Regions from separate parts of the Homo sapiens genome. Here region 1 is linked to region 2. A link is a contact called in ENCODE Hi-C or POLR2A ChIA-PET data. All regions are on one chromosome and are shown on one strand. The core of a region is the stretch at or near the end of the contact, and the rest is flanking DNA. Distances in the headings are between cores, read along the strand shown. Region 1 overlaps MAGI1 (membrane associated guanylate kinase, WW and PDZ domain containing 1). Region 2 holds the start of MAGI1-IT1 (MAGI1 intronic transcript 1).

Region 1 (6,984 bases), core at 1,587-4,086, 56 kb after region 2:
GCCTGCCTCAGCCTCCCAAAGTGCTGGGATCATAGGTGTGAGCCACCATGCCCAGCCTGGCTCCATAGATTCTTACTATTTAGTATAGTTCATAGGACCAGCATCAGCATCACGTGGGAGTTTGTTAGAGATGCCCAACCTGGGCCTACTGAATCAGGACCTGCATCCCCAGATAATTCACAAGCACAGTCAACGTGTGAATTTACAATGCTGGGCCCTACACCATCTGGTGAACCGAGAGATTTCAATCTTTTCCTCATCTCCTCCTCCATTTAGTCTCTAAAACATGAGCACCCACCACATGTAGGCACTATACCTGGCAGGCACAGCAATGCCCTTGACCCTCACGCAGCTCAGAGCTGGGCATTCTGGGGAACAGACACAACCCATACAACCACAAACGCACATAAAGATACAACTGAGTGGCAAGTGCTGCAAAAGGGAAACAAGTGGTCTTATGAGAGCATTAAACAAGATGAGATTCTGTCAGGCCAGGATCCCTGGAGAAAATGATGTTAGAATTGAAATCTGCAGGATGACTACATATTAAGTAGGAAGAGTATGGGGGGGCAGGGAACAGTGTCCAGCCAAAGAGGAAAGGCTTGTGCAAAGACCCCATGGCATACCACATTACAGGAACGACAAGAGAACACCACATGTACAATGAAGCTGGCCGGGGGGCAGGGGCCAGACCATGAGGGCTCTTGTAGCTCTAAATACTTTGATCCTAAGAACAGAGAGAAGCCCTGAGAGGCTTTAAGCAGGGTATGCCAGGTTAGAGAAAAGAAGGTATAGGCAGATCCCAGGAATTTTACTGAGGAAGCAGGTCTCAGACCCCAGCTATCCCCATTTGTATAAAAGTTTATCTTCCCTTCCCTTCTAACCCAGGGCCGTATCAGGCGTAAGCCGGCCTGCCTGCCACCAACCCCACAAGACAAACTGAGCCCCTTTCCTACCAAAGAAATAAGCAAGAAGTGCCCCAGTGCTAAAGCAAAAGAAAAACACACACAAAGATGAATATGCCTGGTGGCTGCCCCAGGACATTGGAGGGAGTGATGCATAGTACTTCAGATTCTTAAAAATAAAGAATATCCGGCCAGGTGCGGTGGCTCACGCCTATAATCCCAGCACTTTGGGAGGCAGGCGGATCACCTGAGGTCAAGAGCTCGAGATAAGCCTGGCCAATACAGAGAAACCCCGTCTCCACTAAAAATACAAAAATTAGCCGGGCGTGGTGGCCGGTGCTTGTAATCCCAGCTACCCGGGAGGCTGAGGCAGGAGAATCACTTGAACCCCAGAGACCGAGGTTGCAGTGAGCCAAGACCATGCCACTGCACTCCAGCCTGGGCGACAAGAGTAAAACTCTGCCTCAAAATAAAAAAAGTAAGGAATATCTGAATTCAAGACCTGGTTCTACCCCTGACTACCTACACAAGGTAAACTTTCCAAGGTTCCTAAGAATGCCTAACGATACCTACATAATAATGTTACTGAGAGAATTAAACAGTAGTGTCTACAAAGCTCTAAGCATGAAACTTAACACATAGTAGGTGTTCAATAAAAAATGTATATCTTTACACAGCACTGTGGTTCTCAACCTGCCCTCATGAGCACATTAACTCTTCAACCTAAAAGAATCATTGTTGGCTGGGTGCAGTGGCTCACATCCATAATCCCAGCACTTTGGGAGGCCGAGATAGGTGAGGCAGGTGGATTGCTTGAGGTCAGGAGTTCCAGACCAGCCTGGTTAACATGGTGAAACCCTGTCTCTACTAAAAATACAAAAATGAGATGGGTATGCTGGTGGGTGCCTGTAATCCCAGTTACTCAGCAGGCTGAGGTAGGAGAATCGCTTGAACCCGGGAGGTGGAAGTTGCAGAGAGCTGAGATTGTCCCAGTGTACTCCAGCCTGGGTGACAAAGTGATACTCTCTGTCTCAAAAAAAAAAAAAAAAAAAAAAAAAAAGAATCATTGTTTATTTTTAAAAACAATAACGACTAACATATAGAAAATGCTTAGCCACAACATTAAGCAATGCTAAGCATCACATGTATTAGTAAGTCATCACAATAACACTATGAAATGGGTGCTGCTATTAACTCCATTTTACAACAAAAAGTATACAGAAAGTAAGGAGCCTGCTCAGGTACTGAGTGTGAGTCTCTGTTCTGTGGTGCCTTGGCCACTCCTCAGGGCTCCCAATATGCATATCCCTAGGCAATAACTTGGGCAATTCACAAAGTGCTTTCCCCCTTATTCTAGGTCTCCTTGAACTACGGAACTCTTAGCATGATATTCACTGATGCCCAACAAGCCTGCTTCACTCAAGTAAAAGGCTGAATGAAAGAAACTGCCTCTTGAAAGAATCTGATCCTCTGACCAGGGTGCAGGCCGGCAGATGATAAGAGGCTGAAAACAAGCACACTTCTAGGCGTTCCTCACTTACACCATTATAATGAAACGAAGCTTTCTCTGGCTATATGGGGCTCTGATGTCATTAGTAGGACAGCTCTTTGAAAATCCCAAACACCCAAATTTTGATAAAATCTAACTTTCTTTTCAGAATTTCCAGTTTGTGGTATTTGGAGAAGTCCCATAACCCCTACATGAACTGAACTGTGTTTATTTCCAAATTTTCTGCACACCACTCACTACCAACTTGGTGTTTACAAAGCACCTTTGCCCTCAGGATTTCCAGGCAGTGATAAAAGCATAGAGCAAATATTTTATGGCCGGTCTCATCCTAGTGCCGTAGTGGGTACACAGAATGCCAGCCAGCTGTAAGCAAAGGGGCAGGACTTGAAAGCTTTCTCAGAGGAAGCCAAGTGTTACCTGTGGTATTTAAATGGAAAGAGGCCTGTTGAGTCAAGTGCCTTCCCAGGGAACTGGAGGGACACCAATTTGCCCAAAGTCATCCCTGGCTGGGGAATATAATAGAGGGCTAGAGTTCAGACTTTTCTTCCAGCTGATGATTCATTTAGGACAAAAGAATTTACCTTTCCTTTCAACTCTCTGTGACAAAAGGTTGGAGATACCAGAGGAAGCCAATTCAGCTAACTTCAAGGGTGTCCCCACATGGCAGCACACATAAATGCGCCAAAGGGAAAATGAAAGGGAACGGCCCAAGTATTCTTTTCTCGACAACAAACGTTGCAACAGTCCTAGAGCGACGAAAAGATAGGTTTGAAAGCTAGTCAAACATGAGCTCAAATCCAAGCACACCCACTTCCCAGATGTGTGTTCTTGGTCATGTTACTGAAGAAGGTGGTGCTTATTAAGCCAATTACACACACACAAACATACACCCCTATGTCATATGCCCACATGCAGTGAACACTATGCTGTACTATGCCACCCGCCTCCAGGATCCCCCTCCAAGACTTGTGTTGGCTGCAGAGAGTCACCTTCCCTGAGGTCACATAGCCTTCCCAGAACAGCCGCCTCCAATCCTTGTTGACTTGAGGGTATACAAGCCTTGCCCTATCATCCCAACCCAGGACAATACTGAAGAACCATCTCAATGTCAGAGCTTCCTGCAGGTCGGCTGGGCCTTGGTTGAGACGACTTCACAGCCTAACTTCTCCTCCAGCCCAATTCCTTCAACAGGAATTGATTCCAAAAGCATTCCCTAACCAATGTCCTATATGGTAATCATCTCTGAGTTTGCTTTCCAGGAAGCCAGACAATATGCTGAACCAAAAAAAAAAAAAAAAACTGGAATGAGAGATAGTGAAGTATGGCCAGGTAATAGTATTAAGTTATTTGGATTGTCCTTTTTTCAAGGTCAAGTAAAATGCAATTCTAGCGAAAAAAATGAGTTAACTTTTTTAAAGGGCAATAGGATACCCAACAGATGTCCAATACTTCCTTTTTCCTTAGCTGTAACTCCCCCTACATCACACAACCTTGTCTATATCGATTTGCTTTTGCTTGTTTTAGTTAGGATGGGCAACAAAATGGTATTTCAAAGTTACATCCTTCAAATTCAAAAGAATGACAGCCACTGAAACATTCTATGCTCAGTTAACCCAAAACACCAAACTTCCAGATGCATACAGGCTTTAATCTGTCAAACTTTTAAGTAAACTTTTCTTGGACAAGTTATCAAGTAACATCTTAGAAATTATTTTTTTAGCAGAGGGCAAATAAAAAGGAATTACACCATGATCCACTCAACATGAATAATACAAACTATACTTTATGCAGTAAACATTCATTCCAAGTTTTTCCTATAAATATAAATATGAGAAGAGGTAGTATTAAAAGTTCCATATCACCAGTCTTACCTTGAAACAAAAAAAAAATATTAAGACTCAGTAATAACTAGCTAATTTCAGAAAAGCAGAGGTAGAAATGGATGAGAGATAAAAACAGACAACCATTTGGGAGCCTGAGGCGAGTGGATCACTTGAGACCAGGAGTTTGAGACCAGCCTGGCCAACATGGCGAAACCCCATCTCTACTAAAAATACAAAAATTAGCTGGGTATGGTGGTACACATCTGTAATCCCAGCTACTTGGGAGGCTGAGGCAGGAGAACAACTTGAACCTGGGAAGCAGAGGCTGCAGTAAGCCAAGATCGTGCTACTGCACTCCAGCCTGGGCAATAGGGTGAGACTCCATCTCAAAAAAAAAAAAAAAAGAATAAATAAGGGGACAGATGTGAAATCATCTAGCACAGTGCCTGGCACATCAGAAGTGCCCCTGTAATGTCCGGTAAATCTGAATCACTGCTATTTTTTAACTGCAGCTCTTTCCCACCCATCCCCATTTCCTCTAGGGTTTTACTGGGAAGCAAAGAAAAGAGGAACCTAGCCAACTCTGAAGCCCACTCTAGGTCAATAGTTTGCATGTAGCTCATTTAATCATTTTAACTCCTATTGTGTCTAAATTTATGTTTGAGGAACCCAGGGGTGGGGAGGGTCACAGTTTTAAATTTTTTAAAAAGGTGTGCTGTTTTCCCAAAGAAGAACTTCAATTCTGGCTGGGCACAGCGGCTCACGCCTGCAATCCCAGCACTTTGGGAGGCCGAGGCGGGTGGATTACCTGAGGTCAGGAGTTTGAGACCAGCCTGACCAACATGGAGAAACCCCATCTCTACTAAAAATACAAAATTAGCCAGGCATGGTGGCACATGCCTGTAATCCCAGCTACTTAGGAGGCTGAGGCAGGAGAATCACTTGTACCCAGGTGGCAGAGGTTGCAGTGAGCAAAGATTGCACCACTGTACTCCAGCCTGGGCAATACAGTGAAACTCTGTCTCAAATAAAAAAAAAAAAAGAAAAAAAAAAAAGAACTTCAATCCAACTACCTTGGAACCAAATTAAAGAAAAAGATAGAGGCCAGACTCGGTGGCTCAAGCCTGTAATCCCAGCACTTTGGGAGGCCAAGGTGGGCGGATCACGAGATCAGGAGACCGAGACCATCCTGGCTAACACAGTGAAACTCCGTCTCTACTAAAAATACAAAAAATTAGCTGGTCGTGGTGGCGGGCACCTGTAGTCCCAGCTACTCGGGAGACTGAAGCAGGAGAATGGCTTGAACCCAGGACGTGAGGCTTGCAGTGAGCTGAGATCGCACCACTGCACTCCAGCCAGGGCAACAGAGTGAGACTCTGTCTCAAAAAAAAAAAAAAAAGAAAGAAAGAAATGCAAACATCCCCACTAGGTATTTGAAAAAGCATGTTAGGGCCAATGCTACCCACTTTTCTCAGACAATGAAAACATCGTCAATGATTTGACTGAAGACTTATTTAAGTAAAACGGAGATACTCATACACCTGACGAAAAGAAAAAAGGTAACTTCTCCCCTGATAAAGACCATGCAATGGTGGCTCCGCAGTGAACCACTACATAATGTATCAGGGCCATCTTCCTCAATTTCCCTCATAAAAATAATACCTGCTTGCTGTAAACTACACCAACGAGTCACCTATGTCACAGCCCATTTCCCATTTCTCTTGCCCCAATTCCAATCCTCAGAGGAAGGTAGGGTAAACACATAATTCACCATCCAAAGCAGTTCACCAAACACTGAAAGAGGGTACTATTAATAATTATACCAGAACAACAGGTGTAAACCAGATATTTCCCAAACAAACCGAGACATATGGTCACCCTTCTCAGAGGTAGCCACAGGGAACATATCCTTGTTGTTCCAGATCTTTTTTTATTTTTAAGGCACACACAAGCATACCCAACCAGGTCAGCAGTAGCTGTGATATAACAATGGGATCATCCTATAGATGCTGTCTCTTACTTTTTTATTTAATATATCATCATCTGTTTACATGTCAGGACAGAGATCCACCTCACTTTTTTAACTGACTACAGAATAAGCCACTGTAGGGAGATACCATATAATTTTTCAACCACCCACAACACATATAAGCCAACTTGAAATTTTTGTCTTTACAAGCAATGCTATATAGAGAACACAGCCCCACATATATCTTTTATGAGTTTGAGTATTTCCAAAGAATAGGTTTCTAGTGGTAGAAAGGCTAGGTCAAAATGTTACCATTTTTAATAGGTTCTTCTCAATACTCTCCAAAGAGGCCTTATCAAATCATTTCAAGACCAAGAGTTAATAAACACTTGTGAAATTCTGCCAGGCTGGTAAAGGACACATGCTATCTCATTCCGTCATTTTCTTAAATGTTAACTTAAGACACTCTGGGTCCATGGTACACTTGGAATTTTCCTGCCTCCAGGCCTTTGCTCCCACTGTTGCCTCCACTTAGAATAACATTCCACCCCATCTCTATAAATATCCTACAGACAAATACTACCTTCCCCTTAAGGCCAGTTCTAACCCTAACTGACAACAAATCATCGCTACATGATCTTTTCCTTCTGGGAATGCCTGCAGCACTGTTTAATCCTGCCCCACCACCATCCCCTCACCCAGCACCCTCTCCCAGACCAGACAGGGTGGCTCATGCCTGTAATCCCAGCACCTTGGGAGGCTGAGGCAGGAGGATTG
Region 2 (6,719 bases), core at 688-3,187:
TGGCTAAAACAGTAAAACCCCATCTCTACTAAAGATACAAAAAATTAGCCAAGCGTGGTGGCGGGCGCCTGTAGTCCCAGCTACTCGGGAGGCTGAGGCAGGAGAATGGCGTGAACCCAGGAGGTGGAGCTTGCAGTGAGCCAAGATCATGCCACTGCACTCCAGCCTCGGCGACAGAGCGAGACTTCATCTCAAAAACAAACAAACAACAACAAAAAGCCACATAAATATCACTGGCACTTCATATAATTAACTGTACAAAGTATTTCCTGTTGTTTGTCTTGACAAACACTTTCATAACACTTACCATGTGCAGATACTGTTCTAAGGACTACAAATACTAACTCTGCAATCCCTAATACAACCTATGAGTCAAGTACTATTATTATCCCCCTTTTACAGATGAGACAACTGAGGCTCAGGGAAAGGTTAAGTAATTTGCCCAAGGTCACAGAATTGGAATTCCAACAGAGAGCAGCTGCCTATGGTGTTCTCAAAGGGAGGGCAATGCCAAACGAAAACAAGCAACAAGACTCTACTCATTGCAAGTGAGCAAAGGTTCTGATCAAATCTTCATTCTTGCTTCCAAATCACTTGCTGAAAAATTAAAACTAGATAAGTAAGGACAGCTGCCTTTATACCTTCTGGCCTATTCACAGGCAGATTTCCAGACGAAACCAAAGGCCTTCATGAGGAAAAACAAAGCTCCTCAGTCTCAGGGCAGCTAATGCTGGGCCTGGCATTTTTTCCACTCTTATCTAAAATATGCTACAGGAGAATCTAGGCCCAGTGATAAGCCAGGTTTCAACTTCACCTCCCCAGCCTGAGAGCGATTACACACATACTTGGGATTTAACCAGCAAGAGAAGGACACGGAAACCTGGGTCCCTCCGAGCCCAGTTTCTGTTGACACTGTTGCCAGGGCTGAGCCAATTGCACCAGTGTCAAGAGCTCCACAGGGAGGTTTCAGCAGGGAAACCAGCCCTACAGGTGTATCCAGGGAGGCAGGTGTACAAGGCCACATTCTTTCCTCCACTGAACAAATCAAGGTTTGTCTCCCTGCTGTGCGGGGCTCACAGGGCCAGATAAATCTCTCTCAGACAACAACCTCAGCACAGAAACAGTGTAGCTTGCTGCCACTCTGTAGCACCGAAAGTAAAATGCCAACCACTGAAAGAGAGAAGCAGATAATGTTACAATAACATTTATCTAGAAAGGCAATGTTCGTTAGGTAAAATTTAACTATGGCAAAAATCTTTAGGACAGATAGACTCAATAAATGTTTGTGGAACTGAAAACCTAGTGCTACCTTTTAAAAGGTTTCTTGGACTAATTTAAAAGCTTCATTTGGCTGTGTGAACTGGCATTCCCTTTCTAAAATGATAGAGTCCCAGTGGTAGCTATAATGTTAAATAAAATGACTTCATTTCCTCCAGAGGAATATTTTTACCCCAACCCCCCATACTCCGGCACTCAACTACTCAAGACTCCAACATCAGGGGGCAAAAAGTCAGGCCTATTAGGCCTGGATCGTTCTCAGATTAACAACCTTGGGGGAATAATCCTATAAGAAAATATTTTCAAGATTTTGGGTAATAACATTTTTGGGCCAGATGAAATTTGTTAGAGTTTGCACTTCTGTTTCTAAAAACCTCTGAAGCCATTTGTTTCCCACAGTTTTTTTCAGAAGCTATTTTGTGGGAAAGAAAGCCAGGGCCTAGGCAGCAGGCCAGCTAGAACGGGGTTGCTCTGAAAGAAAGCCAGCCCCGGCAAGCAGGAGCGACATGGGCAGCGCTTGCCAAGGTGGTTAATTTTTTACCTGGGTAGAGCCATAGGCACTGACATAGAAAATGTCTGTGACACGGCGGATCCGGAAACAGGCAAGATGCACAGGCAGTGGAGTGTCTGACCCCAGGTTTGTTGCTACAAATTACAAAGGAAGTTATGCCAAACTGAAATAGTTATCTACAGAGAGAAGGAGGAGGGGCGGGGTGTGTTGTCAGGCGGCACGGCGGGGAAATGGCAGTGCTGCGACAGAGGACCTCGACTCTGGACTACACAGCCTCGCACTCCAATCTCAGTTCTGCCACTTGTTGCTGGAGGAATCTTAAGTCAAGTTTCTTAAACACTCTCTGCCTCAGTTTCTTCACCTATAAACCACAGGCCCCAACCCCCAGGGCTGCTGGGATATATACCAAGCAGGTACTCAGAACAGTGCCTGGCACTGAGGAAGTGCCAGGTAAGGGCAGCTGTTGCTATTTGTGCAAATTCTGACATTTGTCATTCTGAACATAACCCTCATAACAAAAGAGGTACAACTGTTACCTCCACTGAGAGATGAAAGAATTGAGACTTAGAAAAATGAAGGAATTTGCTCAAAATCATGCAGTTAGCAAAAGACTACCTGTTTGTGAAATCAGAGCCCAGCAGTTTTAACCTCTCTCATCTGGTCTTTCTTCCCTTACTTAACTTCCCGAAAGAGAGAGACAGAGACAGAAAGAGAGAATGAGAGATGGGGAGAAACACAGAGACAGGGAGGAGGGGGGAAGCGAAGAAAACACGTTAGAGGTAAATAACTTTTTAAGCTAATAAAAAATAACCTTGGCCAGGTGTGGTGGCTGACGCCTGTAATCCCAAAACTTTGGGAGGCCAAAGCAGGAGGATCACTTGAGCCCAGCAGTTCAGGGCCAGCCTGGACAACACTGCCTCTTAAAACTAAATAAATAAATAAACGTAATTAATTGCAAATGAAATTCCACCAGGCCAAACTCTCAGTGGCTACATAGTAAGTGGTTACACCTCTCCTAGCCTCCTAGACCAGTTGCACCTTGATTCTAGCTGAGTTTCACTAAGCAGGGCAAATGAAGCAGGAGAAGGCTCGGAGGGAACCCACCTGAAATGAAGCTCAGCTGTCTTTGAAGAGTCTATCTATTCTAAGGCTCAGGAGTGGTGGCATGATGAATATCGCTGCTAGGAGAAGAAATGCAAAACCATATAACATTTTTGCCTTTCCATCCTTGAAATGCCTTACAATTTCCCTTGGAAAAAAAAAATTGTCTTGTAATTCTTATTTTTCTTTACTTCACTTTTTCATTTCCAGAACTGCTATGGTTCTGGCTGAAGTATCAGAATGACAACCATGGATCTTCTACAATGCCACCATCAGTCTCTCAGCAATTGTAGCAAAGGGAAAAACAACACCACTGAGGCCGCCAGTCACAATATTTACCCATGCCAGAGTGTTCTGTTTGTTTTCGGTGGAGGATGCAGAGAGTAGATAAACGAAAAGCAAAACTTCTCTGTGTCAAAACACAAGCTGAAGATGATTTCCTTCTCCACTGCCCATGTATGAAATATACACAAATCCAGGGCAGCCCTGGGCCGAAGGAGTGTTTATGGTTCTGCCCGGCCATAAACATGCCAGCCTTCAAAACACCAGGACATCAAACAAACAAGGCAGTTCCAGAAAGGATATATCGACTTTTGACGTCTAATGCTCTGGGTGAAATAACTTTGTTTCCCCTAAAAATAGATAAACTAAAATAAATATAAGAGTATTCTACAGCAATGTAGCTAGCCGCATCTTCCTGTGACTCACTGTTTGATAATAACTATGGGCCAGGAACTAAGTGCTTTTTGGTGGAATGACTGATGCTCTTCATACCAACTCGGTGAGGAATTTAAAATGACATCCCTTTGCAGATAAGGAGACTGAGTCTCAAAGAGGTAAATAACTATGTAGGTTTACATAGCCTGCCACCGGCATTTGGACCTTGGTGTGTGAGATTCTGTAGGGTGAAGTCTAACAAAATGGCCCCACCTTCAGTTAAGGATTCAAATGATCACCTAGTAGCCCTTCAACCAGGGTTAAAGCTAAACTCATTCAGAGTTTCTGGCTCTAAACCTCACTCTCATTTCTTTACAGTGAAACACAGAAATTTAAAAAATTCAAAGTAGGCATACTTTCAGGTGGCTAAAATTAAAAGATCATCAATACCAAGCGCCGACAAGGACGTTAAATAATGGAAACCCATAGACTACTCGTGGTAACATAAACTAGAAGAGCTGGAACACTGCTTAAAATTACCTATTGAAGGCAGGGCATGGTGGCTCACACCTGTAATCTCAGCACTTCAGGAGGCTGAGGCGGGAGGACCACTTGAGGTCAGAAGTTCAAGAACAGCCTGGCCAACATGATGAGACCCCATCTCTATATAAAAAATGCAAAAAAATTAGCCTGGCATGGTGGCACACACCTGTAATCCCAGCTACTTGGGTGGCTGAGACAGGAGAATCACTTGAACCGTGGAGGGAGAAGCTGCAGTGAGCCAAGATCACGTCACTGCACTCCAGCCTGGGTGACAGAGTGAGAATCCTTCTCAAAAAAAATTATGTTATTGGGATTAGAAAAATGCATAGTCTAACCCAATCCTACAAGTCCACTCTGAGGCATACCCTAGAGAAATGAAAATACATATATACCAAAAGGCATAATGACAGTATAATAATTTGTAATAGTCCAAACTACAAGCAACACAAATCTCATCAAAAGTAGGACACATGAGTAAATGTAGATATATGCATGCTATAGTATTATACAGAAGTCAAAATGGGCTGGGCACACTAGCTCACATCTATAATACAGTACTTTGGGAGGCGTCGATGGGTAGATCACTTGAGGCCAGGAGTTCAAGACCTGCCTGGATAACATGGCAAAACCCTGTCTCTACAAAAAAAAAAAAAAAAAAAATTTAGCTGAGGATGGTGGCACATGCCTGTAGTCCCAGCTACCCGCGGCGCTGAGGTGGGAAGATCGCTTGAGCCTGGGAGGTGGAGGCTGCAATAAGCCATGATTGCACCAATGCACTCTAGCCTTGGCCACAGAGCAAGACTTCATCTCAAAAAAAAAAAAAAGAAAAAGAAAAGAAAAAGGAATGAACTACAGCTACATGCGACATGGACAAATCTCAATACAATGTTGAGGAAATGAAGTCAGGTATAAAAGAATCCATACTGAGTGAATCTATCTGTACAAAGTTCCAAAACAAGAAAATGGGAATAGAGGTCAGGACAATGGTTACCAGGGAGCGAGCCTACCCGGGGGCTTCCTGGTTGCTATTATGTTTTAGTTCTTTGTTGTTGTTGTTGTTGTTTTGTTTTGTTTTGGGATGGAGTTTTGCTCTTGTTGCCCAAGCTGGAGTACAGTGGTATGATCTTGGCTCATTGCAACCTCTGCCTCCCAGGTTCAAGTGATTCTCCTGCCTCAGCCTCCCAAGTAGCTGAGATTACATGCATGCAGCACCACGCGCAGCTAATTTTGTAGAAAGGGGGTTTCACCATGTTGTTCAGGCTGGTCTCTAACTCTTGACCTCAGGTGATACACCCGCCTCAGCCTCCCAAAGTGCTGGAATTACAGGTGTGAGCCACCGCGCCTGGCCTAGTTCTTGATTGAACTGTTGTAACCCATATGGACTGACTTTGTGGTAACTCATCCACTGCGATTTATGCCCTTCTCAATCAAATGACCTCCCTCTCCTTCCCTCTTCCTCCCTCTTAAAACAAAAAAGTAGGGACATTCATAAAACCTTCAAGTCTAAATCAAGTTTTTGAGACTTACACAGGAAAAAATAGGTACAGTGTAAGACATTCTAAATTTAGCTCAATATTCTTAACATGCAGGAACAACTCTATGGAGAAATCCCTTCACCCTCCAATGTTCAACTCAGCAACATTTTAAACTCTGTTCACATCCAATAAAGACCTGCTTATTGTATCATCAAAAAGGTATGCATGCAATCCATCTCAAGAAGAGGCTTACCTGCACAGTGACTAGGGTTTACTGCAATGACAAAGTCATTTCATGCCTTGACCGAAAATAGCCTTAGACTGGGTAAAAACTGGGCATTCTCTGCAGTGGTTCCTAAGAGAAGCTGAGGTTAGTGTGGAATTAAATATCCTTATCTGCATGGGTAGACTTAACTTCCAAAAGTCGTACAGAAGACAACAGAGTTCCGGGTAATATGGCCCATATATCGGAGGTTTAAAGCTGATGCCCATGGTGCTTGTGAGCAAAAATACACATTTAGCCAGGCGGGGGAGCTCAGGCCTATAATCCCAGCACTTTGGGAGGTCAAAGCAGGAGGATCACTTGAGGCCAAGAGTTCGAGACCAGCCTAGCCAACATGGTGAAACCCTGTCTATATTAAAAATACAAAAATTAGCTGGGCACAGTGGCGTGTGCCTGTAATCCCAGCTCCTGGGGAGGTTGAGGCACGAGAATCGTTTGAACCCCGAAGGCAGAGGATACAGTGAGCTGAGATCGTGCCACTGCACTCCAGCTTGGCCAACTGAGTGAGACTGTAACTCAAAAAAAAAAAACAACAAAAAAAACCACATTTTGCCCCTTGTCCAGAGTAGAAAGAATTGTGGTGCTTCTTACAACTGCCAAAGCCAAAGCCTGAATGAGTTCTAAAAGTCTCTGGAAGTTTCTGAGGGCACAGTCACTCCAAAAGATACAAATCCTGGGACTCTGAACTAGCTTTGTTTGACAGCCCCTTCCTTTGGTTAAATTCCAAAAATATCTCAGGCTCACCTCAAGCTTACTGCATTCAAACGTTCTCTGATTTCTCCTTCCTCTCTACTGCATCCTTTGTCTTCTACTCCCTTAAGACATTATTCCTTTCCTACTTGCCCTTTACTCAAGTTGTCTTTATCCTCTT

What was found. Hi-C counts contacts between places; a loop is a spot of excess contacts on that map. ChIA-PET counts read pairs that join two places held with the same protein, here RNA polymerase II (POLR2A). Pooled maps may share reads with other maps.
Region 1: a map of PC-9 shows a loop between it and region 2 (2.0-fold over the local background). The contact joins the enhancer-like site here to the promoter of MAGI1-IT1 in region 2. A Hi-C loop is called at or near these places in 3 of 168 maps with a recorded cell type or tissue (PC-9, cardiac septum and mammary epithelial cell) and 2 of 50 pooled maps. POLR2A ChIA-PET finds 5 or more read pairs at or near these places in 8 of 52 experiments (Caco-2, H1, HEK293 and 4 more).

Annotation. Positions count from the first base shown.
Region 1 is chr3:66,008,140-66,015,123 of GRCh38, forward strand. All of the region lies in intron 1 of MAGI1 (membrane associated guanylate kinase, WW and PDZ domain containing 1), which reads right to left. It overlaps LOC124900543 (a long non-coding RNA gene), which reads right to left. Exons shown (of 2, transcript XR_007095951.1): 1 at 1-6,984. Among named protein-coding and RNA genes, the nearest start is that of MAGI1, 27 kb to the right of the region's middle. RefSeq lists enhancers at 1,227-1,727, 2,642-3,234 and a silencer at 2,755-3,049. Within about 2 kb of position 2,837, at least 7 of the 41 ENCODE cell types and tissues checked have a DNase peak (open chromatin) inside an H3K27ac peak, as active enhancers do; they include PC-9, where a contact is called at or near this core.
Region 2 is chr3:65,952,621-65,959,339 of GRCh38, forward strand. It overlaps MAGI1-IT1 (MAGI1 intronic transcript 1), which reads right to left and starts at 1,938. Exons shown (of 3, transcript NR_145422.1): 1 at 1,820-1,938. The region is part of intron 1 of MAGI1 (membrane associated guanylate kinase, WW and PDZ domain containing 1); the gene reads right to left.